Linked DNA regions of Homo sapiens: regions 2, 3, 4, 5, 6 and 7 are each linked to region 1. Evidence: chromatin loops called from intact Hi-C (ENCODE). Cell type or tissue: heart left ventricle. All regions are shown on one strand. Region 1 has its middle 10 kb from the start of MCFD2-AS1. Region 2 overlaps ATP6V1E2 (ATPase H+ transporting V1 subunit E2). Region 3 has its middle 16 kb from the start of CRIPT. Region 4 overlaps PRKCE (protein kinase C epsilon). Region 5 overlaps LOC105374584 (a long non-coding RNA gene). Region 6 overlaps PRKCE (protein kinase C epsilon). Region 7 has its middle 4.4 kb from the start of LINC01820.

Region 1 (4,000 bases):
TCTGTAGCTGTCCCCTGTACTGGAATTCTGATTGGGTTCCTATGGGCTGAATCATGGTGGTAAGCTGATCGCTCTGTCTCTGTCATTAAACTCTCTTTATGCTTATGCTGCTTTTCACCAAATCTAAGATTCTACTGATTGTAAGTCACATCATTACTTTTTTTTTACCATCAAGAAATAAAAACTGTTGTCAAAGATGTTAAACTATGAAAAAGTACATCTAAGAATCATGAAATATGTTATCAGTGGGTGTATATACACTCCTTTATCTCCCAGTTTTACAATAGCACAGTAAATATTCTATTCTTTGAAGCCTGAGGTTGGGTCTTACTCATCTTAATTTATGTCCTCAGAGATCCAGCAGGCTTGGTTGAATGAATACATGCCTAGCAACATATCAAAATAGACAACTTATTAATTAGTCATCAATAAATGCCCCAGGTTTTGCACCAAGCACTTTCTATTTAATTTCCATAACAACCCAATGAAGTAGGTGCCAGACTTTCTCCACTTTACAGAAAAGGTAACTGGGGCTTGGAGAGGCCATGTAACTGGTAAGAACCCTGCCTGGGACTTGAATCCCAAGTCTGAAGCTCCTGATACCATTCACAATATGGAGAGATCCTTGAGGATATTGAAATGTTTTCACCAGGCCGGGTGCAGTGGCTCCTGCCTGTAATTTTGGCACTTTGGGAAGCCAAGACAGGTGGATCGCTTGAGCCTAGGAGTTCTGGGCAACACAGTGAAACCCCGTCTCTAGAAAAAATACAAAATTTAGCCAGGCATGGAAGCATGTGCCTGTAGTCCCAGCTACTTGAGAGGCTGAGGTGGAAGGATCACCTGAGCCCAGGAGGTCGAGGCTGCAGTGATCTGAGACCACTGCACTCCAGCTTGGGTGTCAGAGTGAGACCCTGTCTCAAAAAAAAAAAAAGTTCACAACATAGAATGGTACAGCACTACTATCTTAGTCTGTTTCTCAAGGCTTGACAATAAATAAACCTGTTTGATTTCTCTTTGGTGCTTGTGTTGCAAGAGGATGGATAACATTTTACAAAGCAAAGTTACCTTATTTTCTCACCTCCTTTGGACTTTTAGCTTTCTCAGACTTTTTGAAGAGGAATGGTAGCAGGAGAGTTTTCTCAGCTTTGGTAACTTCTGGAGGACTTGCTGAAATTAAAACTTAAGGATTCATGTTCCCATGGAAGCCCCAGGGAGCAAAGCAGTCAGCGCCCTCCCTCTCTCTCCCTCGGGGTCTGGCCCTTTCAATCTACCCGGTTGTCCAAATTCAGATTGTGTGCCATTGAATCCCACGTCGCTCATCTGCTCATCCCCACACTCACTGCCGCCCCTGGGGTGGCCGTCTCCGCTGGTTAGCCATCCTCATGAAAGGGTGGGGAAAATGCCTTTTCCCGTCTGCTCAGCTGCTACCAGTTTGGAATTTTTCAGGAGGTATTTGTATTGGTGCAAGAAAGCACAGTGGCAAGGGAGCTGACAGGGCGTGGATTCCCTCTCCGAGGTCTAGGTGCAAACTGCTTTGGACACTTCAGGGTTTACAGGGTCCACAGCACCACCATCACCTCTCCCTTGTCTGACCATCACTTATGTTTGGGGAAAGGCTAATAATTCCTTTCCCCAAAGCAGGTAAGTCTGAGCGTTTTGATTCTTTTCACATTCTTATTCATTTTCGAGTGATTTTGGGGTGTGTGTGTGTGTGTGTGTGTGTGTGTGTGTGTGTTGTGGAGTTTTTCTGGTGGCCATTTTATACAGGGAGAGGTGAAGAGGAGTCATTCCTGGCATTTGCAGGAATGAAAGAGAAGTGACACGTAAAAACCCTGGATGGGATACTAAGGCCTGGAAAAGGACATTCTGTGGGACACTGCCGCCATCTAGAGGTTCATCTGTAAATGACAAATGTATTAAGAGAACTAAGGGGTTCAATGATTGTCAGGATTGACAATAAAAATTTCGGCACAGTGAAACCCCGTCTCTACCAAAAATGCAAAAAAATTAGCCGGGCGTGGTGGCAGGCGCCTGTAGTCCCAGCTACTCGGGAGGCTGAGGCAGGAGAATGGTGTGAACCCGGAAGGCGGAGCTTGCAGTGAGCCGAGATTGCGCCACTGCACTCCAGCCTGGGCGACAGAGCCATCACTATTTTGAAATTACAGAGATTGAGCCCAACACAGTGGCTCACTCCTGTAATCCCAGCACTTTGGGAGGCTGAAACAAGCGGATCACTTGAGGCCAGGAGTTTGAGACCAGCGTGGCCAACATGGTGAAACCCCATCTCTACTAAAAATACAAAAATTAGCCAGGTGTGGTGGCACACAACTGTAATCCCAGCTATTTGGGAAGCTGAGGCATGAGAATAGCTTGAACCCAGGAGGCACAGGTTGCTATGAGCCGAGATCCCTCACTGCACTCCAGCCTGGGGGACAGAGTAAGACTCTGTCTCGAAAAAAAAAAAAAAGAAAAAAAGAAATGACAAGAGATTGGTAGACCTGCTACTAGATCTTACTATGCTAATTAGGAAGCACATATATTCTGACAAAGGCTTATAAAAAGAAAAATAATAAGCACATATGTTACTAAATCACTCATTTTTAAATATTTTGATGCTTACATTTCAATATGATTAATTTCTTCGAAATCCTTTGTTTTTTATTTTATGCATTTGAAAACATTGTTCTGTAAGGGGGTCCACACACACAAAAGGTAAAGGATCGCTGCTCTGGAGTCTCAGAGAAGGGACAGGTGACCATGGCTGGACAAGGCAGAGAGGGCTTCCCAGATGAGAAAAGACACAGGACTTTGCACTTTATTAAAAGAGAGCCCCAGGAGCTCTCTTTTAATAAAGAGAGCGGTGGCTCATGCCTATAATCCTGGCACTTTGGCAGGCCGAGGCAGGTGGATCACCTGAGGTTAGGAGTTCAAGACCAGCGTGGCCAAACATGGGAAACTCCGTCTCTACTAAAAATACAAAAAAAAAAAAAAAAAATAGCCGGGCATGGTGGCAGGCGCCTGTAATCCCAGCGACTCAGGAGGCTGAGGCATGAGAATCACTTGAACCTGGGAGGCAGAGGTTGCATTGAGCCGAGATTGCCCCACTGCACTTCAGCCTGGGCGACAGGATAAGCCTCCGTCTCAAGGGAAAAAAAAATTAGCTGGGTGTGTTGGTGGGCATCTGTAATCCCAGCTACCCTGGAGGCTGAGGCAGGAGAACTGCCTTGAACTTAGGAGGCGGAGGTTGCAAGCTTGTAGTAAGCGGAGACTGCGCCACTGCACTCCAGCCTGGGCGACAGAGCAAGGCCCTGTCTCAAAAAATAAAAAATAAAAAAAGACAGCCCCAGGGCAATTTCAATACAGGCCTTCTCTGAGGAAGCAGAGCCAGGCCTTTAATCAAAGTGTAAAAATAGAAAGGTTTCTGTGACTTCTCCTATGTCCAACCTAGAAAGTGGTCTCTTTGGCAAGAATCTGAGAAGGTACTTCATACTAAAGGATAAATGACTAGAAACTTTCATTTCAGGAGGATTTTCATTTAACAAGACTCAGAGCATTTATTTATTTATTTATTATTTTATTTTATTTGTTATTCAGACTAGGTCTTGCTCTGTCCTCCAGGCTGGAGTGCAGTGGTGTGATCACAGTTCAAGGCATCCTCAACTTCCCAGGCTCAAGTGATCCTTCTGCCTCAGCCTCCCAAATAGCTGGGACCACAGGCATATACCACCATGCCTGGCTAATTTTTTATTTTTTGTAGAGACAAGATCTCACTATGTTGCTCAGACTGGTCTCAAACTCTTGAGCTCAAGCAATCCATCTGCCTTGGCCTCCCAAAGTGCTGGAATTACAAGCATGAGCCACCACACCTGGCCTATTTATTTTTTCCCCTGACTCAAAACATTCATGAACACAAAGGACTGGCCCTCTGTGGGGGGCGTTTGGTTGTATGGCAAACTGCCTGATGCTCTGGGCAAGGTCAGCCTCCCCTTGAATCATACTG
Region 2 (4,000 bases), 350 kb before region 1:
TGTTTGTTTTAACCCCCTTTTCCCTTCTACCATGTGAGGTCATAGTGTTTGTTCCTTTCCCTCTGGAGCATGCAGCAACAAAATGCCATCTTGGAAGCAGAGCGTGAGCCCTCACCAGATGCCAAATCTGCTGATTCCTTGATCTTAGACTTCCCAGCCTCTAGAACTAAGAGAAATGAACTTTTATTATTTATGAATGACCCAGTCTATGGTAGATTGCTATGACAGCAGGAAGAGACTAAGACAACCTTCAGATAACACTATATCATTTAATGCGCAATGTAAGGATTTTATAAGAATATAGTTCTATTTCTGTTTTTCTATCCCTTTTGTTATTATTGTTATAGGTTCTATTTCTACATGTTATAAACCATGTAATATACTGCTATTAGTTTTGCCTTAGATGGTCAATTGTGTTTTTTATTTTTTTAATTATATATATATATCTAACATTATATATCTAACATTATATTATATATCTAATGTTATATTATATACCTAACATATTATATATCTAACATTATATATAATGTTATATCATATATAGTGTGTGCATGTATGTGTAGATAGATAGATAGATAGATAGATAGATAGATAGATAGATAGATAGATAGAATGGTTTGGGGTTTTTTTGTTTTGTTTTGTTTTTTTGAGACATGGTCTGGCTCTATCACTCAGACTGGAGTGCAGTGGCATGATCTCAGCTCATGCAGCCTTGAACTCCTGGGCTCAAGTGATCTTTCCACCTCAGCCACCTGAGTAGCTGGGACTATAGGAGTGTGCCACCACACCCAACTATATTTTTGTATTTTTTGTAGAGATGGGGTTTTGCCATGTTGCCTAGGCTGGTCTTAAACTCTCCAGCTCAAGCAATATACCTGCCTCAGCCTCCAAAAGTTCTGGGATTACAGGTGTGAGCCACCATACCCGGCCAAGGTCAATTATGTTTTAAAGGAATTTTGTAACAGAGAAAGAAATGTCTCATATTTACCCATATATTTACCATTTCTGGTGCTCTTCATTTCTTTGTGTAGGTCAGTGGTTTCATGTGGTACCATGTTTTTTCTGCCTCGGGAACTTTATTTTGTATTTCTTGTATTGAAGATCTTCTGGTTTAAAAAAAACTTTAAGCCTTTTGTTGTCTGACAAACATTTATTTTACCTTCAATTTTACAGAATATTTCTGGTGGATATAGAATTCTAGATTGACAGTGCTTTCTTTTTCTTTTATCACTTTAAAGACGCGATTTCATTAAGTTCTAGTTTGCATTATTTCTGAAGAGAAGTCTGCAATTATATCTGTCTTTGTTCCCTGTATAAAATGTGTCTTTTTTTCTCTTTCTGCTTTTAATTTTTTTCTACTTATTACTGGTTTTCAGTGATTTAATTACAAAGTGCCTCGCTTGATATGGTTTGCTTTGTTTTTCTCCTACTTTGGATTTGTTGAGCTTCTTGGCGCTATACGTTTACAATTTTCATGAAATTTGGGACTTGTTTTTGGCCTTCAAATCATCACCGTTAATCCTTTTCGAGGACTCCAGTTTTTAATATCATCTTAAGGTGACTGAGGCTCTGTGTTTCTGTGTTTCTTTTGTTTCCTTTCTCTCTGCTTTAATTGGGACAGTTTCTATTGCTATGTCTTCAGTGTCACAGATATTTCATTCCACAATGTCTAACCTACTGTTAAGTTCAGCCACTGAATTATTCATTACAGGTGTTGTATTTTTTAGCTCCAGAAGTTCCATTTGGTTATTTTCTATATCTTCCAGTTTTTTCTTCACTATGTTCATGTTTTCCTTTAAATCCTTGTTTTATTTTAATTTTTTAAGTCCTTGTCTGCTAACGTTATTATCTCTGTCATTTTGGGGTTTGTTTCTATTAAATGATTTTTCTCCTGATTTTGGGTTCTATTTGCCTACTTATTTGCATATCTAGTATTTTTAACATTCTGAATTTAATGTTGTTAAATGTCTGTATTTTGTTGTTTTAAAAATGGTAAAATTTGTTTTGGCTGGCAGTTACGGTAGTAGCGGATGAACTTCCTCTTTTTGAGGCTGCTTTCTAAACCTTGTTGGAGGAAGTCTAGAGTTACCTCACTTTTCGGCTTAGTTAGCCCTTCTCCTAATGCCTTACCCTTTTGGGATTTCTACTGAATTCCCTGGACAGTCAGCAAGGTTTCTTCACATTGGCGAGTTGAAACTCAAACATTGCCCAGTGAGCCCTGGGAACCAATCAGCTCACAGCTCCGCAGTAGTTCTTTGCATCGCACTGTGAAGTTTCACCTTATGCATGTGCAGCTTAGTATTCAGCAACAGATTCACAGGGATTCCAGGAGCCTGTTTTGCTGTTATATTCTCTCCTTTCTGATACTCTGCCTTGAAAAGTCTGCTCAACTATCTCCTCAACTCAGCAAGACCACTATGCTCTGCTTGGGTTCCCCCTCATTGTGCTGCAATTTAGACAGCATTTTTCAGCAGAAAGTTAGAGTGATAGGGTTTGCCCCATTTGTTCCCTACTTTCAGGAATCACGGTGCTGTGCTACATGCTGTTCAATGTCTGAAAAGAGAGGTTTCATATATTCTGTTCAATTTTAAAGTTGCTCACATTAGAAAGGTACAGCCAATACCAGTTATTTGGGTATGGTAGAGGTGGAAATCTCTACTCCCTCTACATGAAGCACATTAATAAAGTGATCTGCTTCTCCAGTCTCTTCTCAGGAGCCTGGGTTGCAAGCAACAGAAGCTGTTTGTGGCTGATTAAACAGAAAGAAATCTTAAAAGGATCACAGGCAGGTCACAGGATTTAGAAAGGCTAGAGAAGCTGCTCAAGATAGAAACAGTGTCCGACACATGACTCAGGAACTAATTTGATGAGAAAACCACTTTCAATACCATTGCTTTCACCAAACCCTAGACAACTCATGTGTACAGTTGTCACTTCTGAACCAGGAACTCAATTATACCACAACCAACACCACTGCCTGCCCTGATGTGCCACTTCCTGGGTCAGGAACTGAACTGTGTACCCACCACTAAAGCTGCAGCCTCCAGAGACAATGTGCCCTGTATTTAACTCTGGCTACACTAGCTTTTAAGTCTGACAAGGAAAGCAAGAGTCTGTAATTTCAGCTTCTATAAGGAAGGGATATTCTTTTCTTCCCACCAAGGCTCACCATGTAGAAGATTCTTCAAACCCAAAATGTGGTTCTGATGTCCAGTGGCCAAAACATCCACTATGGAAGAACAACTCTGTGTGAGTCTTGGGATGGTTTTCTGGCACTCTTGGTTCTGAAACATAAAATAAAATCATTAATTTCATTTTTGGAGGAGGGATCTGTGATCTAGCCTCCTTTGGAGCCTATGAGAGGAGACCACTCCTAAATCATATGAGTATTCCATACCAGCAACCTCTAAGGAAATGTCCTTTCCTATAGTTCAGCAATGGGTGGTGATGCCATCAGTCACAATGACTAGTCTCCTGACCTTAGGTTGCAGCAGAAAACAGTTAGAAATGAAAATGGCAAAACATTAAGAGCGCTTGAGCCGAAGTTCTCAGAGGCTGGGCCATTCTTCTGAGTTTCTGGTATGTAATCAACTAGAAAAAGAGATCTATGTACATTCTAACTGGGAATGAAAACCAGGCAAACCAATCCTACTGGATTTATTTATCAGCGTGATCATTAGGAACCAGTGACCTTTAAGAAATTGCTGTGGTGTTTAACTCATTGCAGTGTACCTACACTGGAGTGCAAAGAGAAGAGGGTGCCAATGGGAGGTTTTAGTGGCAGGGAGAAAAATAGGGATAGGGGTAGGTAGGGCATGTGGCAGGATGCTGCAGGGAAGGCCAACAGGCACCCTGGGGAGTGAAGAGGCTGCAGTGTGAGGATTCTGGGCATTGTGGTGGGAAGAAGCATAACATAACAGCAGGGCAGCACCAGTGTTAAAGAATGCCCATCATTTTATCTCCTTACCAGTGACTTCTAAGAAGATGGTTCACAGAG
Region 3 (4,000 bases), 260 kb before region 1:
TCTCCAAAGAGCCTTAGTTTCTTTTAGTGGAGAATGGTTTTTAGAAACCATGATCTGAGCCTCCTGGGTTGTCATTGCTTTTAGGCCCCTTTGACAGAAAGAGCTAGGAAACATGTATTAGAAATCACAAGTTTTCCTGATATCTCCAGTTCCAGTCCAACCGCTACAGGGTTCTTCCTTGCCTTTTCCTATTCCTTACTTTTATCTTCTTCCACAGTCAAAACCCTGGCACTCAGCATTATCAGTGTATTTGTTCATTCACAAAACTGTGAATGTTTAAAGTGTTAGGTATGTATGCCTTTTGTAATTAAAAATAATTTTAAGTTTAAAAAAAAAAACTCTGGGTAAGCCCACAGGAGTATTACACATGTGAATGTCGTTCATTAATATGTTATTATAGAAAACAGCTTGGGAATTTCTGCGCGTGTACTGCTTCCTAGATAAATTAGGCAAATGAGCAAATGGTGCCACTTTTTCAATTCAGACAGCATTTATTGGACTTCTACATTGTTCTCATCTCTAGCCAGACTGCTGTTATTGGTTCCACAGTTTTTGCTCATAAGCAAGAACTTGATACAGAACCCATCAAATTAAGGCCGGGTGCAGTGGCTCATGCCTGTAATCCCAGCATTTTGGGAGGCTGAGGTGGGTGGATCACCTGGGGTCAGGAGTTCAAGACCAGCCTGGCTAACATGGTGAAACCCCATCTCTACTAAAAATACAAAATTAGCTGGGTGTGGTGGCGCACACCTGTAATCTCACCTATCAGGAGACTGAGGCAGGAGAATCGCTTGAACCCGGGAGGTGGAGGTTGCAATGAGCCCAGATAGCACCACTGCACTCCAGCCTGGGCAATAGAGTGAGACTTTGTCTCAAAGAAAACAAAACAAAAACATCAAATTAATGTGGAAGTGTAAAAATAAGATTGACAACAGGAACAAGGAAAATATTTTGAAAGAATAGTAACTAAAGGGAGAAAAGCCAACTGTAGTGGCTTACACCTGTAATCCCAGCACTTTGGGAGGCTGAGGCGAGAGGATCATTTGAGCCCAAGAGTTGAAGACCAGTCTGGGCAAGATGGTGAGACCCCATCTCTACAGAAAATTTAAAAATTAGCTGGGTACAGTGGCATGCGCCTGTTGTCCCAGCTATTCTGAAGGTTGAGATGGGAGGAGTTCCCTTGAGCCTAGGAATTCAAGGTGGCAGTAAGCTGTGATCATGCCATTCCACTCCAGCCTGGGTGACAAAGTGAGACCCCTTCTCTTTAGAAAAAAAAAAGAAGAAGAAGAAGAAGGAGACCAATTCAAAAGCAATGATTTTAGCAAAAAAAAAGAAAGAAAAAAAAAAGAAACTAGACTAAGGCACTGGGAGAATGGAAGTCAAGGGACAGATTTGAAAGACCTAATAATTAAAGATTTGACAGGACTCAGTTACTAAATGTGGGAGGAATGAGAAGGCCTTGCCTGAATCATTGGGTCTCATTTAGATTGGTAATAGTAGGTCTCTCCACCAGATGGCAATGATGCTCTTTTCTTAGTTTTTAATTTGCCATGCTAAGAGATTTACAATTACAGCAATTTAAAGATCAGATAGATAGACAAGTTTCTAACAACTGCCAGAGAAACTTGCTAAACAACAGTAAAAAGCCTGAAAAAATAGGTATATAAACACACTTGTGCATATACATATGGAAATATATATATAATTTTAAAACATGAGTATGATTAAACTATCAAGAGGTAATGATTATCTTCTGAGGCTAGAAAAAAGGGCAAGTACAAATTCAAAAAAAGTACTAATGCTTGCCCTAGGAATATCCGCCATTCCCTCAGGGTCTAAAGCCTATGCTTTAAAGGGTATCGTATGCGTGGAAGACAGAGCCCAGGACTTGAGCAAGTTGAGGAGGTTAGATCAGAGATATGTGCCCAAAGCATGGAGCCCTGAAAAGCAGCAGTTTCAGTGTGTTTACTAGAATATCCCCTCGCATATGATGAGAAAGACAGTGGGAATACTTTTGTATCGTGGCCTTAGCCCCAGGAACAGTGGGAAAGAAAAAAATTGGAAACCTCTCCAAAAACTTAGGCACAAAGATCCAATGATAGAAAATATGACAAACAGGCCAGGCATGGTGTTTCATGCCAGTAATCCTAGCACTTTAGGAAGCCTAAGCAGGAGGATTGTTTCATCCCAGGAGTTCAAGACCAGCCTGGGCAACATGAGACCCTGTCTCTGCAAAAAAAAATTTTTTAATTAGCCAGATGTAGTGGTGTGCACCTGTAGTCCCAGCTACTCAGGAGGCTAAGATGAGAGGATTGCTTGAGCTCAAGATGTTGAGGCTGCAGTGAGCCATGGTCACACTACAGCACTCCAGCCTGGGCAACAGAGTAAGACCCTGCCTCAAAAAAAAAAAAAGCCAAGCGCAGTGGCTCTTGCCTATGGTGGCACACACCTGTAGTTCCAGCTACTTGGGCGGCTGAGGTGGGAGGATCACTTGTGCCCAGGAGGTGGAGGTTGCAGTGAGCCATGATCACACCACTGCACTGCAGCCTGGGCAACAGAGTCAGACTCTGTCTCAAAAAATAGATATATTGAGTTAAGATAGCTCATAACAGTCTCTTTGTGATCTTTGTTGCATCTATATTTGAAAAAATAGAAGAAATGGATAGTTTCCTTAAAAAAACAATAATTGAAACACCAGAATGACGTGATTTTATAGGCAAGTTATACCAAAATTCTAATAACAGCTAATTCCAAACTTGCACAACTTTTTCAAACAATGAAAAAATGAGAATACTTAAAAGGCTAATTACCAAAACCAAGCAAGTATTATAAAGAAAGGAAAATGACAGGCCGGGCGCAGTGGCTCATGCCTGTAATCCCAGCATTTTGGGAGGCCAAGGCAGGTGGATCACCTGAGATCAGGAGTTCGAGACCAGCCTGGCCAACAAGGCAAAACTCCATCTCTACTAAAAATATAAAATTTAGCCAGATGTGGTGGCACGCGCCTGTAATCCCAGCTACTTGGGAGGCTGAGGCAGGAGAATTGCTTGAACTCGGTAGCGGAGGTTGCAGTGAGCCGAGATTGCACCACTTAACTCCAGCCTTGGCGGAAGAGTGAAATTTCGTCTCAAAAAAAAAAAACAAAATGACAGGTAATTATCACTCATGAGCAAAGACATTAGAAAAAAAATATGAAATAGAAATTGAGACATGAACAATAGAAGGAAAAGGTCTGATATATACCCAAAGTTCCAGAAGAACTTATTCTCTCTACGTTTATATATATTTAAAATTTTTCTTTTTCTGTTTTGAGATGGAATCTCGCTCTGTCACACAGGCTGGAGTGCAGTGGTGCGATCTCGGCTCACTGCAACCTCTGCCTCGCGGGTTCAAGCTATTCTCCTGCCTCAGCCTCCCAAGTAGCTGGGACTACAGGCGCCTGCCACCATGCCCAGCTAATCTTTGTATTTTTAGTAGAGACGGGGTTTCACCATATTGGCCAGGCTGGTCTTGAACTCCTGACCTTGTGATCCACCCTTCTCGGCCTCCCAAAGTGTTGGGATTACAGGCATGAGCCACCATGCCCGGCCTAAAATTTTTCGTAACACACCTGCTCTACCACATGTCAAAGCATATTTTAAAGCTGAAATATTGAGACGATATTCAACACAAAAACAGACCAGGAGTAGATAACTACATATATGTAAAAGTGATATATGACAGGTAGTATTGTAGATCACTGGGGAAATTCATCAGTAAATTCAAACTGGATTCCTATCTCTTAACCATATGTGCACACACACACAAAAATCAAACCCAGGACTTAGATGTAAAAGACAAAACCTTTAGAGAACAAATATGAATGAGGTTCCATGTTTCAAAAGTAATTTAACTTTTTTGTGGTTTTCAACTTTGTTTTTGCTTCCTCTTCATTCACTTGAAAAACCAACTTCCTTCAGTAATATTCATTCAACGTCATTTTTGATGAGATTAATATTTG
Region 4 (4,000 bases), 880 kb before region 1:
AAAATCACAGCCAAAGTTTGAGCCAGTTTTAAAGAGTCTGTAAAATACGCGGGCGACAAAAAGTCTTCAGGTTAACATCATGAATTCCCTCATTAAGTTTCTGATGGCTGCTTTTTAGCTTTGATGACTTACATTGGAATACTGTACTTAGGAGTTACTTATTTAAGAAGAGAAAGGCTTGTGACGTTTGTAGGTAAATGAGTGCAAAAATATCAAATGATAGGAACACTTTAAGAACATAGAACTGTTAATTAGCTCTCTTGAAAAGGAATCACGTTTCCAGCTTCAGAGTTATAAAAGAAACCATAAAGGCAAACAAGGACAGATTCAACTACATAAAGATACATGATTCTTTTCAATAGAATAAAATAACAGAAAATTATAAAACAGGCTTAGAAAACCTTTTACAGAAAGTAAAGGGTTAGTATCTTTATATATCACATGTGTATAAATTTGTAAGAAATTAATATGATAGCAGCATAATTAGACAAAGGAGACGTGAATAATTTACACGAAAAGAAATACAGTCAGAAAACAGTTAATTTTAAAGTTTCATTTTAAGTAAAAATAGCATCAAGGTAACATTTCACACCTATTAAGTGAGCAAAAATACTTTTTAAGTGAAACTACTCAGTATTGGTAAGTCACCATGAAACTCCAACACTTCTACATTGCTAGTGGCACATTGTATCACACATCCTTTCTGAAAATAGGAAATGTGCAAAATGCTTCACCCTTTAATCTACTTATGAGGGTTTCCATCTTACAAATGTAATCCAAGAGAAATTGTTTTAATTGTGTACAAAAATACTCAATGCAACTTATATAATACTTAATGATTAGATATAACTGAAGTGCCTAATTTGAGGGAAATGGTTAAATAAATTATATTTACTTGAATTGAGTATAAGCAACCGTGATAATAATGGAGACCATATGGAGAATGTCTGTAAGATAATGTTCAGTTAAAAATAGTTACATTATTTTACTGTACTGTAACTGTAAAAATAGTTGGTGTACTGTAATTGTAAGTATGACAAACACATATAAACATATGAATAACCATTCAACAGATGTGCATTGAACTTCTCTTTTCTATGCCTGGGCATTGTGCCAGAGATCAAAAATAAATAAATTGTAGTAACTATTAGAATGTAGTAACTGTAGAACGGTAGTAATTGTAGAATAGGAAGTTTTCTTAAACATTATGTATACATCTTGAGAGGGGGTCTTGCTATGTTGCCCATGCTGATCTGTAACTCCTGGGCTCAAATGATCCTTCTACCTCAGCCTCCCAAGTATCTTGGGTGCATGCCACCACACCAGGCTTGTTATAATATTTAAAATTAAAGAAAAAACAGAATTCGTTTTTGAAGTATTTGGTATTAGCTTACACTTCTTCTTTTTATTCCATACATGCATAGATTGATGGAGGCAATTGATTGATTGCAGGTCATGTTGGCAGAACTCAAGGGCAAAGATGAAGTATATGCTGTGAAGGTCTTAAAGAAGGACGTCATCCTTCAGGATGATGACGTGGACTGCACAATGACAGAGAAGAGGATTTTGGCTCTGGCACGGAAACACCCGTACCTTACCCAACTCTACTGCTGCTTCCAGACCAAGGTATGTTAGGAAGAAGCTGGCTGGCTGCCATGTTGGGGCATCTTGACTATCAGATAAAATACCAATTTTAGACCCTCTACATTGTTCTCTCAAAGACTTTGTAAAGTGGGATGGGTTTTACCCTTGAAAAGATCAGGATGTATTTGAACAGCATCTTCTTTTTTAGGGCACAGGATTTTCCATTCAAGGTTGTGCTTGTGAAGGGATGAGAGAGCTGTAGAATTCTTTGCAGCCAGAGTTGGACAAAGCCAAATGGCTAAACTCACTGTTTGCTCATTGGAAAAACCAACAAGTGTGGTTAGTCCTTGCTCTGCTCCTAACTTTCTATCACTAATCAAATCACTTAACTTCTAAGTTATTTTCATGTCATATGAAAAAGAGTAAAGGCCACCTTAATCTCTTCTAATCTGTGTAATGTCATCTGAAATAAAGGATGTGAACAAATGCTTAAAATTTCATAGTGAAACACAAATATAAGGCAGCATTTTTAATTTACCGCATAGGTGTCTGGGAACCAGAAGGTGGCAGTAAAGAAACAAAGATAATCCATAACTCCATGGTAGAGTCTGACTCGAGTATTATTAACTAATTTGTTACCTGTTTTTAGTAAAGAAACAGCAATGTTCTTCATGAAGCTCTAATTTTGTTATCCTTTTTGAGGGGTTGGGAGGAGTTAAAGTCTTTTAGGATCATTATGGATGTTTGTAGTATTTTGCTTCTTGAGAAGGCAAAGACAGACATCACCTGAAACTCCTAGCTGTGGCTTATGTGGAACCCAGACCCTGAGGGTGACATCATGGAGAGGTGATACCTTGCTTCTGGGTGTATTCTCATCTCCATGTCATTTTGAATGCCAGTTTTTCCACTTAAAATTCAATAGTTATTCATTGAGTCATTTGGCAAACTTTTCTTTTATTATATTTCATTATATCCTTCCCGTGTATCTGATGCCATGCCAGGTGCTGGAGATACAGTGGTGAACTAGACTAGTCCCTGACCTCATGGAGTTTACATTATCTTTGGTACACCGTTTCCCAGAGAGGATTTCTCAGAACCCCAATCACTTGAGCAGCTGTAAGAAGAAAGGACTCTGTGACCCATAGTTGGAGTCACTGCAAACGTAACCTCTCTTAGTCTCAACACACGTATGTTTATTAGCATCCTTGAGGAGACCTGCAATGAAAACAAAATTACCTTTGTTTAATCTACTTTTCCGAACTTATTTGATCCCAGGGTCCCCCATCTCTCTCTTACACACACATACACATGCACCCACACACACACAATGCCCATTCCATACTGAGGAACCCTGATCCAGTGGAATTTTTCCTATCCTTCTGATCTCTCAGGAGAATAAGAAATATCGTCTGAAAATCTGGAAATCATTCTGCTTATCTTTCAAGATGGACACATATTTCTTTGTCTACGAAACTTTCCTCAGAGACCACTATTTAATAGGAATCTATCCCTTTTTCTGCACAAGTATAAGAATTACTAACTCTTCTCATTTTTCATGTGTGTTGTGTAATGCCTAATATTTATGGGTTTGTGTGTGTACAGAATCCTGAATAATAGAGACTCAGTGATGGAGTTAACTTTCTTCTTTTTTCCACTAGAGCATAATTTTAGATTCATGAGAAATGTATCATATTTTGTATTTTCCATGGTGCCTATCACAGGGCCTCACACTTGACAGGTACCCACGGACAGAATCAAAGACTTGGAAGATTTTTTCAAAGTCACCTTATCTTTCTTTATCTCTCTCTCTTTTCCTTTCTTTTCTTTTCCTTTTTTTTTTTCTTTTCTTTCCTTTTGGTACCAGTGAGAAAATTGGGTTTCAGAGAAGTAAAACTATTTTGCTCATAGGCACTCCATCTTGGCAGAGTCAGACCTGGCATCTCATCTAGTCTCAGGGACTCCCAAGGTAGTGGGGCCTTGCTCTGATTCACATTGCTAGTTTCTTGTGCCTGATCCAGCACAGGGTCCCTTCTGTTGGAGGAACCCTCCCACTTCCCCCTGTCCCCAGCAGGTAGCCCTCCCTCTCACTATCTGAGGTGGCTTTCCAGGCAGGGAGCCACTCTGGCAAGTTTTCTTTACACCATTATCAAGAAGCCCAACATCCTAGGAGGGGTCCAGTTTAGTTGTGAGGGCTCTATGGAGCCCCTGTACGTGGTGGATCATGGGAAGCCACGTTGAAGGTCAGCTTGGTGAATGAGTGAGGGAGTGGGAATGGATGTCTTCAATGTCAGCAGTGTTCTCCTTTGTGCGTTGTAGAATAACAAGGCTAAGGATTCCTCATCATATGGCAGCTTTTGGAGCACAAAATGGTGTTGAATAACACCAGGGATTTCTTTTATGGCAGAACAGTGATCAA
Region 5 (4,000 bases), 240 kb before region 1:
ATTTTCTCTATCAGAATTATTACAAATTCCACATGACAACAACTTCCACTGATTCAAAATGATGTATGGGGGGACAGTGTGGGGAGGTGGGGAATGACCTGAGGAAACGTGATCTAGTATTGTGGTTCCATAGTCTAGCATACATAGATTAGCAATCTGCAAAGAATTAGACTGTACCCGAATTGTAGTGAGCATAACGTAAACTTCCTTTAGTCACTCAAAAAAATATATCTTTGGTTTTTTAAAGTCTAGTTTCTTGAACAATAATTCCTGTTGCATAAATACATGAAAAGGTGCTTCGGATAACAGCTTTTCTTCCAGTTAAGAAATCACCAGGCCACAGAAGATTTAGCTATTAGGATTTTCCATAGATTCTTGGAGTGAAGAATGGCAGAAGCTTAAGAGTATTTAGTACATTCTTCTAAAAGCAAAACAAAATGCCAAATTAAAACTAAACAGTGAAATTAGAGTGTTCGTTCACTTTAAAGAGATATGAATACAAACACTGGATCCTCAACAGTCTTTAAACATTGCAGATCACCTGGATATCTTGTTAAAATGCAGATTCTGGTTCAGGAGGTCAGGGAAGAGACCCAAGATTCTGCATTGCTAACAAGCTGTCGGGTGGTGTCAATGCCGCTTGTCCTTGGTCTATACCTTGAGTAGAAAGGGACTAGTTAACTTGCTGTCTCCTTGAATGTGTTTTCTGTGAGGGTCAGCCCTGACCACCCCAGTCACAGGAATCTTTCTGGCCTCCGGATTCCTAGTGCTCATATTGTATATATCGTCCACAAGGTACTTAGGTACTGTTGTATATTGGTATGTCCCATATGTGCATGTCTTCTGTCCCCAACCAGATTGTAAGCCCATCTGTGTTTGCTCAGCCCTGTGTGTGCAACAGAGGTGCTGAATGAAGACCTATCGATGATTGATTGATACGTTAAAGATTATTTCCTCCTTCCTCAGAATGCTACACTTCGCTCATCAATGGAGCTCAAGATGTAAAAGTCTGGTTTAAGAGACATTGAATCTATTCTGCCTTTTATTATCCCTTTCTTATAAGTTGACTTTTAAGAAATCAATGACTGTGTGGAGAGTTCTAACTGGGTACGTAATAAAATAACCAACTGTGGGGGTGGGCAGGGGGCCCTATCGCACCAGGAAGCTTGTTTATTGGTTGCATTAGACCACTAAAGTGGAAGCACTGAGATATTCTGGAAAGAACACAGCTTGGGGGCCAACAGATCTGGGTTCAGAGCCTTACTGCATCACCTACAAGTTGTGTCTCTTTAGAAAATTTACTTAAAATTACTGGGAATTTATTTCATCATCTGTACAATGGGCTACTTTTTTCTGTGATTGTTGTAAGAATTGTAATAACTGTTAAATTGCCTAGCATGGTGCTCAGTACAAGATGTTACACTCTCGGCGGAATCACTTCCAAGTCAAATTGGAAATTGACTGTTAGCCACCCATCACTCTGGTTTGAGAAAGCTGGTGGGATAGTTTACATGCATGGCATTAGCGCCATCTAGTGGTGTGTTACTGCCTACGCTTCCTTACGGAATTCTCTCTTCCAGTACCTTTGAATGGCCACTTAATTTATTCATTTTATTCAACAAGCATTTATTGAATGCCTACTGTGTGCCAGACACTGATTTGGCAGCTGAAGCTACAACAGTGAACAAGATAGATCATGGTCCCTGCCTTTAGGGAGTTTGTGGTCAGGTGGGAAGATAGAAATAAAATAATTACTGAAATAAAATTTGAATTCAACTTATGAAAAGCACTATGAAAGAGTACAGTAGCCTGTGAGTTTATAATAAGGCTTCCCTAGGGAAGTGACATTAAAGGTAAGAAGCATAGAATCCAGTCAGGAGACCACATCAGGCAGGTAACAGCTGCCCAGCGGCACCTCCCTGGACACATTTACCCCATCAGGATCAGGAACCTGCCAGTCTGTCAGGAGCTCCCATCTTGAACTGAGGCCTGTTTCATCAATCATCTAATGTCTATCACATCCCACTCTGTGCAAGTCACTTTACGTACGCCACTGCGGACTTTCTCATGTTATCCTTTTACAGGCGATGTGCAATGAGGTTAAGTAACTTATACAAGGACATAAAACGGCATGTCAGAGTCAAGATTCACACCAGATCTTTCTGCTCACAGCGCCCATGCTCTTTCCTCTACTGAAGCTGTCTCCCAGATGCCAAGCCCAGATCTCTTTATTCTGCATTATGCTGCTTGCCTTGACAGAAAGGAAACCATTAGAAGTGCTTGGGGAGAACGAAAATGCAGAGGGAGGGCGGGAAAATTAAATAACAGCCCAGTGGGTCATGTGTGAAGGGCAGAGAGGAAACTGCTGACTTGGCTAGTTATGTTCTTCTGGTGTGATTTTAGGAAAGTAAACCCAAGAGATCCCTTTCATCAGGAAAGAGAGTATCCCTAATAATGTTGCTTATACTCTTGTGGTTTAAAATGTGTTGCAGCTGCTGCTAAATTGAAATGATTTGGGGGATCATTTGGAGAAGAGAGGTTATCCTCTGGAAATCTATAGGAAGTTGCAAGGATTAATAACCACTAAGGAGCAGAACATTGCTGGGTCAGAAAATAGCTGCAGGACTTAGAGGTTTTCTGCAACACAGGACTTTCAGCTTCAAAACTGGGACATTCTCATGGCAAACTATGGCGATTGGTCACCTGGCAGTGAGCCAGACTGGGAGGATCTGATGTACCCATGGAAGTTAGGCCGAAACACTTATTGAAATCTGGGGTCAATTTGAGGCCTTGGCCACAGACCAATGCAGAAAAGGTGGGCAAAGCGTGGTACAACGAGTACCTTGGTACTCAGTCCCTAGATTACCAACCTAGAGCACCTGCTGTAGGCCTTGCATGCAGAATTAGTTGGCCCCAGTTCTGAGGGAGGGCTCAGGCAGAGGACAAGAATGATCACAGAATCAGGCCACTCTGTGCTTCAGCTTCCTTATCTGCAAAATTGGATAAATAGCAGCACTTTGTGCCTAAAACTGCATGTGAGATCTGTTAGTTAATATGTGTAAAGTGCTCAGAATGGTGCCTGGTCCATATGAATATAGGAAGTATCACCATGGAATTCTCAGGAAGAGAAACAGGTGTGTGGCCCTGGCTGGATCATGTCTATGATAGCTCAGTTTTCCATCTGTAAAATGAAAATCAAAGTCCCTGCCAAAGCTTTCAGAAGAAACAGAACAAGACACAGTCAACAAGGAAAGAAGTCACAGATAGTAGGTAGGAACTTGTGCTCTGAAATCAAACCCCCTGGATTACATCCAGCTCTGCCTCTTAGATGTTCATTTATTTATCTGCCATACCCCAGCCACCACCGCAAGACCCAAGAAACCAGGGTTGAAATGCCAGGCACCAAAGCTGCTGCAGCCATCATCCAAACCCTCCACACAGACCAGTCACTGGCCCCAGTCACTGGCCCAAGGCAGGGTGGAGCATCCAGACAAGGTGGGGAATGGAATTTGCCCAATAATGGATGCCAATGATTTGAGGAAGACAGCAGCCAAGGGAGAAATGGAAATGCAAACCAGGTACAAACACCAATGGGCCCGGCGCTGTCCTGAGCACTTTATGCATTAGTTCATCTAGTTCTCCTGGCAGTCTTATGAAGTAGGCACTGTTATTCACCCCATTTTACAGATGAAGAGACTGGGGCGCACAGTGGCTATAACTTGCTCAACTCACAGAGCGAGCCAGAACTCTGGGCAAGTTTGTTGACATTTCTAGTCCCTAGTTCCTCTCAAAAGAATGAGGGTAATAAGTTATGACATCTCCTCATAGATTTGTTATGCAGATTAGATGGGATAGTCTATACACAGCACTTAGCAAAGGATCAGAAACATTTTAAGCACTCATACTTAAACCCAAAGTCACTCACTAGGTAATTGGCGTGATAAGATACATGGGCTATAATTACCAAAAATATAGCTGGTAATTTAAGAAAATGGCCAAA
Region 6 (4,000 bases), 880 kb before region 1:
GAGAGAACCCTTTTCAGGAGACATGGTTTTTATTCTTGTCTAGAAGTAAATTAAGACAGAATCTTTGTCATGAAACATTTGAAAGAAAACTCAGTACCTGCTGTCTTTGCGCTATATTTACATGGGTTGTCATGCCAGCTGTGAGACATTGTCTGCCTTGTCTTGGATTTGGAAGAACCAACAGGTAAGAAGCCAACATGGAGAAATTCAAGAAGGGGCAGGGTGGAAGGCTGAGGGACTGTAGTCCTGATATTTTTATTGCTGGGATGCTTCTGATGCCAAAATTGGGAAAAACCAAGTTGTAACTCAAGTCACTATGAGAGGTTGGGAGAGGAGTGCCCTTGGTCTGAAGCTCAAAGGCTTCTTTGCAGGAATATCAGACTTTCTGGTGTTTTGGTAGCCCTCGTGTTGCCCCTTGCAACTAGTCCATCATCCAGAAAGGATGTGTGTGCACAGCAGGTAGACCAAGAGTTAGTACTAAAAGGGAGCAGAAGTGTTTGTGATCTTTGAGTCTAAACCACTGATGTTAATGGAGACTCAAAGTGGATATGCCAGCATCTATGCGAAGGAACAAACCTCACTGGAGGTGTTCTATTAAAATTTACCAACAAATATCAATATATCTGAAAATATTTATTGAGCATCTATTATGTTTCTTACTTTGTGTAAGTCACTAGGGGCAATAAAAGTGCCGGACAGAGTCTTACCTTTAAGTATCCTATAGTCTACTTAAGTGGAGAACACCTCACAATATACACATAAAGATACTAACTATAAAAAGCTGAATAAGATATAAATAAGTGCCAAACAGGTGTTAGAGACAAGTGTCACATTGCTTTGCATGAGATAACTTGCATTGCTTGGATAGGTGGAGGGGGACGTTATGGAAGACATGGGGTGAGCTTTGCTTAGAAAGGTCAATTGTATTTGGATAGAATTAAAAGTGAACAAACTGAAGTCTCTTGTTTTCTTCCCTTAAATTGGCAAATGAAACCTTGAGTCTGTGCTTTCAGAATATCAATTCAGCAAGTAACACTGGGTATTAGGAACACTCTCTTTTTTTTTTATTTTAGCAGTTTTTAATGAAAGTTATATGTAAGATTTATTCCTGAATCCTCTCAATTGTTTTTTCCTTGCATTTGCCCTTCTCTTTTCCTACTTGGTGAGATGTGGCTTTCCGTTCAAAGATCTCTTTGCAGTCTTTGTCCAGCTTTAGCCTGGTGATAACCACCTTGCTGGGGTAGATACCCACGTGGATAGTTGAACATTAGCCTTTTCCTGCTGTACCCGTCCAATGTAGATGATGTATTTCTTCCTGTAAACCTGGACTACTTTTCCAGCTTGCTAACCTTTATGGTGTCCTCGCACAACCCGAACTACTTCATCCTTTTGGATGGGGTTGGATCAAACATTGTACCTCTGTCTCAGCTCTTTGGAATGAGGGGAAGACATCATCCTTCTGTGAATGTAGGGAAGGTGCACTGAAATTCCTTTTGTGGTTCTTGCTCTGGTCAGACGTCACAGAGGGATCGAACTTCATTTTGGCTACTTTGGCGATGGCTGCAAGAGGACAGAGATCTACTGAATTCCTGCTGCTCTGGGAACTCTCATGGCTCTTATACGGCATCTTGATGCTTTTGACATCAGAAAACTCTCAACCCTCCCTTCTGATGCCTCTGTCCCTGCTTTCTCTCCTCTCTAGCTCATTGCTGGTGCCGAGTCCCCGCAGCCTGCTTCTGGAAGCTCACCATCTGAGGAAGATCGATCCAAGTCAGCACCCACCTCCCCTTGTGACCAGGGTGAGACCCTCAGATTTGCTTCCTGACCTCTGAGTTCTGCCATTGGATGGACCAAGGAGCTCTGAGGCCTCTTTAACCAAGAGTGAGCTTGTTAGCTGAAATAGCTAGCAGCCCTGGTGGGTTTTCACACACCCGTTGCCTGTTGATTTAACAGTTCTTTCATTCTCCAAGACCTTCTTGAGGGCTGGGCACTCCATGGCCATATCTGCCTTAATTTCCTTCCAGGCCAGGGTAAGAGGAGAGCGAGTGTATGATGTTATGGTTATCTGTTTTCCCTTGCCTCTGTCCCTGGTTCCAAGTGTACTGCAGAGAGAAGGGTACAGCTCCCTCTCTTAAAGCTCTTGCCTGGCCCTAGACCTGTCAACACCACTCCCTTGAGTTGAGTTTGACACTCCCTCCCCCATCATCATACCCAAAACCTGAGATCAGCTTGAGTTTGGGGCTGGGTGAGGGAGGATGTCTTCTATCCTGGCCTTTGGGTGGGTGAGGATAGAAAGATGAAGCTAGAGGAGAGACTGAGAAAAGAAGTGGGAAGGAGGCCAGTCCTAGGCCTGTTTCCCCTCTACAGCTCCAGATATCTCCTTCTGTCCGACTGTGCTTCAGACAATAAGTTCTGCAGACATAATTTGCACAATAATAATTCTGCAGCCATCCGAGAATGATGAGGCTGAGGAGGGACTTACACTTGCAAAACCTCCTGCTCTCGTGACCATTATCAGATATGCCTGGTAAGGGACATATGCATCTGCAGAAGAGGAATAACCATCACAGCCTGACAATGGTGCCTTGGTTTTTCTATATCCCTTTTTGTATTCATTATCCTAATTTTATGCCCATACCCACTCTATGTTGGTGCTTCATTACTGTCCCCCAGGTTAGTGAGTGGGAAGTGGGAGGTCAGAGTGTGGAAAAGTTCTGTCCCAAGGTTTGGAGATAAGTCAGTGGTAAGGGCAAGACTGTACCCATGCTGGCTGAGGGACACACTCTCAGAAACCCTGCCATCAAACCTTCCTTGGAGGTCACCACCATGACCCAGACCTTCTTACCCAGGAGTAAATAAAAGAGCTTCGGGGGTCATGCACCAGCCCTGAGGCCACAGAATAATTGGTCTCAGTCCCTCTTCGTGCTACTCCAATTAACTTTCTGTGTCTTTATACTCTACCTCATTCCAAATGAGATTTGAAGCATTCATAAGTAGCCTGATGTACTCTGGGGCTGCAGAACTTGTAGCTATTTTCCCAGACCAGTTTGGGGGTTTTCACGTGTTCCTTTCTGAGGCTGAGATCCCCTTTGGGAGCTTCAGGGAGACAGGGTCATATAGAAAAGAGACCCCAGGTAAGAGTTCAGAGACCAGGGTTTGTAGGCCTGGCTCCTGCCCTGCATGCTCTCTGGCTCTGAGCTCTGCCATTGGATGGATACAGTGGCAGGATACAGCGGCCCCAGGGCCTCTGTTCATCCCACTTGACACAGACGCCAGGATTTCCCAGTAGTGATGTTAGCACAGATGTCCCTCTGAGCGACATTATTACAGAACAGAAATAAGACATAGTTTCTTTTTCTTCCCTTGTAAAGACACATAGAAAAACCTTTTCTTCAAGCTTTGCTGTCCCCAAACAACTATGTTTTGCCTTCCAAAATTCATTTAATAACTGAGGCTTTTAGCTCTATTGTGAGATTAAAAGTTATTTAGTCAAGCTAAGTGATAGGTGGATAACTGCTGAACTGGCAAGGGGAGTGTCTGCAGACTCAGCAGCTTTCCCCGTCTTCACCCTCCCCAACACGTCTCAGAGGAGCCAAACTCCAGATCTAGGAAAGATCTCCGGATTCCTTGAGTAAGCCCTTATGGGACTCTGTCCTTCTGAAAAGAAGCTGAAGATCTCTTTCTGTCACTCATGCCTAATTCTCATTCCCAAGGGTTAATAGGCTATGTTCCCCTTCCATAATCCAAGTTATTCACAAGCATCATTTAAAATCGGATTTTGCTCAAGATGCCCATTTCCACACAGAAGAGTGCGTGTCTTGATGAATGAGTTGCTAACAGTAAAGCTTCTTCAAATAGAAAAGGTCAGAGGATCATCCAGCATTATCTCCCCCAGGTAATTCAGGTCATAAGCTCTAGAGCGGGGCACAAGACTGTCTCGTAGTTGAGAAATTGTACTGAGAAATTCCCGCCCCATTGGAGATAAGTTTGCAACATGTCA
Region 7 (4,000 bases), 500 kb before region 1:
CAGATTGGAGTTTCTGGGCTCTGCCAGGTTCCTACCCACCTTTGCCTGCCATCTTGGACTTCCTGAAAACATCACCTGTTCTTTTCTGAAGCTTTTCTGTGACTGACACATCTCAGCCCATCCTTCAGGAGCAGAGTTGCCTCTAAGCACTGGCTAATTCAGGATCCAGGCCTGGAAAGGTGCTATCCATCCCAGCCCCCTAACAACTGCAGGGTCCCATGGGGTCCACAGTGCTGTCCTTGGGCCATGATTATACCCTCCTGCTCCTGGGGGTGCTGGGCAGCTCAAAGCTCCTCTTGCTTCCAAGTCCAGCGAGCAAGCCAGAGCAAGCCAGGAACACAACGAAGCCATTGTTCCTGATGGGTCAGAGGAGCTCAGCCTCCAAGCACAAGACACAAGACCCACACAAGCCATCACTGCTTCATGTTTTGCCTCAAGCAATCCAGTGAAGACTGACTTAAATGCTCCCGATTTTGTATTTTCAAAATGTAGGTGACTCAGGAGTAGGTACATGCCTGTGTGACCAGATGTGCAAGGACCAAGGTAGGGGCCCGAGCAGAATCAGCAATCGTTCAGCCATTGGGGGTCCTCCTGATGCTAGATATATTCCCCTCTAGGCAAGCAAACCCTGGTGGGCTGTGACAACATCTCAGCACTTGTCTTGGTTGGCTGGCTTATGGATGAGGAATCTCTCTGGGAGAGGGACTCTGACCCAAGGCTGGAACCTCAGAAGGCCCTACCTAGTAGAGAAGGGCCAACCCTGCCCCTTCTGATCATGCAGGGCAAAACTGATCCCATTCCGCAGCATGGGCTTTGATGCCCATGTTCAGATGGGGGTGGAGAGTGAATGAACTGTTTTTTTTCTGGAGATCACGGAAATGCAGATTCATTTCTTTTACAACATGCAAGATTCAACCACTTAACATCCTTCCTCTCCTGGATCCCGCACAAAAGAGACTGCTTTTTTGTGAAAAAGAAACTTTTACCAGGAGGCCTGCAGAAGAACAGTCAGGTTAACCCGGCTCTTCCTTCCCTGAGGTAGTGGCCCTGGGTAAGACAGCACAGGATGTTATCTCAGATGCTGAGAGGGGCTGAGAAACAATGTCGCCCAACCCCATCACTTCTTTTTTTCAACCTCCTCATTTTAGAGATGAGGAAACTGATGCCCAGGAAAACAAAGCGACTTGCCTACAGTCACACAGGGAGTTAGTGGCAGGGTGGGGGCCAGAGCCCAGGCCAGCATCATGGGAACTGGGGCTGAACTCACGTAAGTGAAAGGGCTGTGTTCTCTGCCCCAGAGGTCACCGCTCACTGTCTCAGCCAGCACTGGGCCTCCCACATGGCCCTTCCCAAATCTTCCTTCCAGCCTCCTGCTCCTCACTTCCCTCCGGCACTCTCAGTTCTTCCAAAAATGATCCTGTCACCCCCATTTCTTCCAAACATTCCTCTGAGCTCAGCGACCCCTGTGGGAACTGCTTGGCCTCTCTGTGACCTCAAATGAAGTCTAAATCAATTCTTTCACTACTAGACTGAACTTTTCTTGGTCCCCCAGGACCCAGGAGAAAAGGATTTTGAAGTACTTCCCCAGCCCCACCTAATACACAGTGTTTAAAAATGATACTTCTTCGGCAATCATGATCCTTCCTTCTAGAAGCTTCCCAGCTAGTAGGGGAACCAAACAAAGCCCGCCTGGATGACTGAGACCCTGTCTGAGATGGTGTGGGATGATGGAGGCCCATGGCCCAGTTTTCCCAGCCAGTCCAAGCATTAGATCACGTGCTTCCGCGTCCCCGCGGGTGCAGCTGTACTTGGGCCAAGGGTCCCATCGCGGGTTCAGAAAGCATGATAACTATTGATGCAAATGAGCCCTTGGTTGTTTTAGGGTGGACTTCAACTCCTGCAAATGTCCAGAGGAGGCCAGCAGAGATCAGCCTGGGTCTTAGGAGTGAAGAATCTCCCACCAGAGCTGGGATGGAAGAGGATTAGACAGGCAGCGGGAAAAGAGGTCATTCCAGGAGAAGTGGACCAGGGAGACAAAGGCCTGAGGCCAGAATGAGCAATACATGCAAGAGGCCCTGGGGGGCAGGCAGGACGGGAGCTGGGAAGGAGGGGGCGGCCGGGCAGCCTGGCAACTCACAACACAGACCTAGAGTCAGACGGACCTAGGTTCAAATCCCAGCCCTGCTGCTTCCTGCTGTGTAACCTCAAGGAAGCCCCTTAAACATCTGATAGCCTAAGTCTGCTGTTCTGTAGAATGGTGGTGACAGCAGTCCCTACCTCATAGGGTTTAAAGCTGGAGATACAAATTTGGGTATGTGCAGTAGGTAAATTGTACTTAACTCCATGAGCTGGGATGAAATATGCCTCTGAGATAGAAGTGCAAAGAACAGAGGTCGGGAGACAGAACCTAGGCCACTGGTAGAAGCCAGACTGAGCAGGAGCACCCAAGGAGCAGAAAGAAATCCAGGGGTATAGTATCTCAAAAGCCAAGTGATAAGGGTGCTGCGGGAAGTAGGGCATAGTGAACTGCATTACACACACACTAGACTGAAAGGTAAGGGAAGGGGAAAAAAATTGACTCGGATTTGCCAACATGGAGCTCACCATCAACCTTAACAAGAGCAGGTTTGGTGGGGAGCTAAGGACAGCAGATTGGAGTAGACTGAGGAATGAGCTGGCTGGAGTGGGGAAACAGAGACCGTAGCAATATACAACTCGTTTGGGAAGGTTCCCTGTGCAGGAAAGCAGGGAAATGGAGTGGAGCAAGAGGATGACATGGGTCAGGGGAGTGTGTGGGAGTGTATATGTGTGTGTGTGTGTATGTGTGTGTGTGTGTGGTTTCATATTTAATCGACTTTTATCTTAGAATAGTTTTAGGTTTACAGAAAGGCTGTGAGACCATTATAAGAGTTCCCTGCACTCAGTTTCCTCTATTATTTTATTTTATTTTTAGAATAGAGACGGGGTTTCCCTATGTTGCCCAGGCTGGTCTCAAACTCGTGGGCTCAAGTGATCCTCCTGCCTCGGCCTCCCAAAGCGGTAGGAATATAGACGTGAGCCACCGTGCCTGGCCTCCTCTATTGTTAACATTACTATGGTACATAAGTCACAATTAATGAACCAGTATTGGTACCTTATTATCTAAAGCCTGTACTTTATTCCAGTTTTTAGTGTTACTTAATATCTTTCTTTTTCTGTTCTAAGGTCCTATTCAGGATACCACATTACATTTACTTGTCACGTCTCCTTAGGCTTCTCTTAGGTTTTCCCCACTTTTGACGGCCTTGACAATTCTGAGGAGTGCTAGTTAAGTATTTTGTAGAACATCCTTCCATTTGGATTTGTCTGGTGTTTTTCTGGTTGGACAGAGGTTGTGGGTTTTGGAAAGGAAGACCAAAGAGGTACAGTGCCATTATCACCTCCTCACATCACAGCAAGGGTACATTCCGCCGTCATGACTCGTTGCCTTGATCACCTGGCTGAGGTGTTTTGTCAGGTCTCTCCACTGTAAAGTTACTGGTTTTGGGGAGCCAGGAGGGACATCATTTTTGAAGATGAGCTACATTAGGAAACGTATATACGGTGATGGCAGAAAGTTGATGAAGACAGGAAAGGGGGGGATAATTGCAGAAGTAAAATGATTGAAAAGGTGGGATGGGCACGGATGGAATCCACTGCACCATCGAGGGGCTGGCTTCAGACAGAAGCATGGACAGTTCATCGTTTTAAAAGGGGGAAGGCAGAGAAGAGAGTAAAGCCTTAGTCCGTCAGGTGGAATTGGTGGTGGGAGGATAATAAGCAATCTCTAGTCTGATCGCTATTTCCCCAGTGATATATGAGGCTGTCAGAGGTTTGAAGAGATACAAGTATGAAATAGTCACTAGAAGGTCAGACTGATCGATGATCAGTATCAGAAGCTCAGGTGAGATTTATGGTCATGAACTGGCCCATGGCACAATTGTGTTTTCTTCTAGCCACACTGTTCTACTCTAATGGAGAC

What was found. Peaks named below come from ENCODE experiments on the same cell type or tissue, not always from the same donor. Only the 100,000 strongest peaks of a DNase experiment are listed, where the experiment ranks them.
Region 2: it touches region 1 in a loop (4-fold over the local background); 15 of 110 quality-filtered maps call a loop at or near these places.
Region 3: a loop joins it to region 1, with 10 times the contacts of the local background. A loop is called at or near these places in 78 of 110 quality-filtered maps.
Region 4: it touches region 1 in a loop (3-fold over the local background); 18 of 110 quality-filtered maps call a loop at or near these places.
Region 5: a loop joins it to region 1, with 4 times the contacts of the local background. A loop is called at or near these places in 102 of 110 quality-filtered maps.
Region 6: a loop joins it to region 1, with 4 times the contacts of the local background. A loop is called at or near these places in 34 of 110 quality-filtered maps.
Region 7: it touches region 1 in a loop (2.3-fold over the local background); 2 of 110 quality-filtered maps call a loop at or near these places.

Annotation. Positions count from the first base shown.
Region 1 is chr2:46,887,324-46,891,323 of GRCh38, forward strand. No RefSeq gene overlaps it. Among named protein-coding and RNA genes, the nearest start is that of MCFD2-AS1, 10 kb to the right of the region's middle. RefSeq lists a silencer at 2,981-3,165. In heart left ventricle, a CTCF peak has its summit at 1,898 (motif pointing left); no DNase peak of the experiment used is centred here; H3K27ac peaks cover 703 bases.
Region 2 is chr2:46,532,641-46,536,640 of GRCh38, forward strand. ATP6V1E2 (ATPase H+ transporting V1 subunit E2) reads right to left here. Exons shown (of 5, transcript NM_001318063.2): 3 at 3,971-4,000; 4 at 3,173-3,287. Among named protein-coding and RNA genes, the nearest start is that of RHOQ, 7.8 kb to the right of the region's middle. In heart left ventricle, no CTCF peak of the experiment used is centred here; no DNase peak of the experiment used is centred here.
Region 3 is chr2:46,631,020-46,635,019 of GRCh38, forward strand. No RefSeq gene overlaps it. Among named protein-coding and RNA genes, the nearest start is that of CRIPT, 16 kb to the left of the region's middle. In heart left ventricle, a CTCF peak has its summit at 1,511 (motif pointing right); no DNase peak of the experiment used is centred here.
Region 4 is chr2:46,008,892-46,012,891 of GRCh38, forward strand. It overlaps PRKCE (protein kinase C epsilon), which reads left to right. Exons shown (of 15, transcript NM_005400.3): 10 at 1,453-1,626. Among named protein-coding and RNA genes, the nearest start is that of EPAS1, 290 kb to the right of the region's middle. In heart left ventricle, a CTCF peak has its summit at 2,146 (motif pointing right); no DNase peak of the experiment used is centred here.
Region 5 is chr2:46,649,190-46,653,189 of GRCh38, forward strand. LOC105374584 (a long non-coding RNA gene) reads left to right here. Exons shown (of 2, transcript XR_940058.3): 2 at 1-4,000. Among named protein-coding and RNA genes, the nearest start is that of CRIPT, 34 kb to the left of the region's middle. In heart left ventricle, CTCF peaks have their summits at 1,538 (motif pointing left) and 1,740; no DNase peak of the experiment used is centred here.
Region 6 is chr2:46,002,840-46,006,839 of GRCh38, forward strand. PRKCE (protein kinase C epsilon) reads left to right here. Exons shown (of 15, transcript NM_005400.3): 8 at 1,703-1,799. It also overlaps the pseudogene RPL26P15. Among named protein-coding and RNA genes, the nearest start is that of EPAS1, 290 kb to the right of the region's middle. In heart left ventricle, no CTCF peak of the experiment used is centred here; no DNase peak of the experiment used is centred here.
Region 7 is chr2:46,387,736-46,391,735 of GRCh38, forward strand. No RefSeq gene overlaps it. Among named protein-coding and RNA genes, the nearest start is that of LINC01820, 4.4 kb to the right of the region's middle. In heart left ventricle, a CTCF peak has its summit at 1,885; DNase peaks (open chromatin) are centred at 1,308 and 1,800; H3K27ac peaks cover 1,861 bases.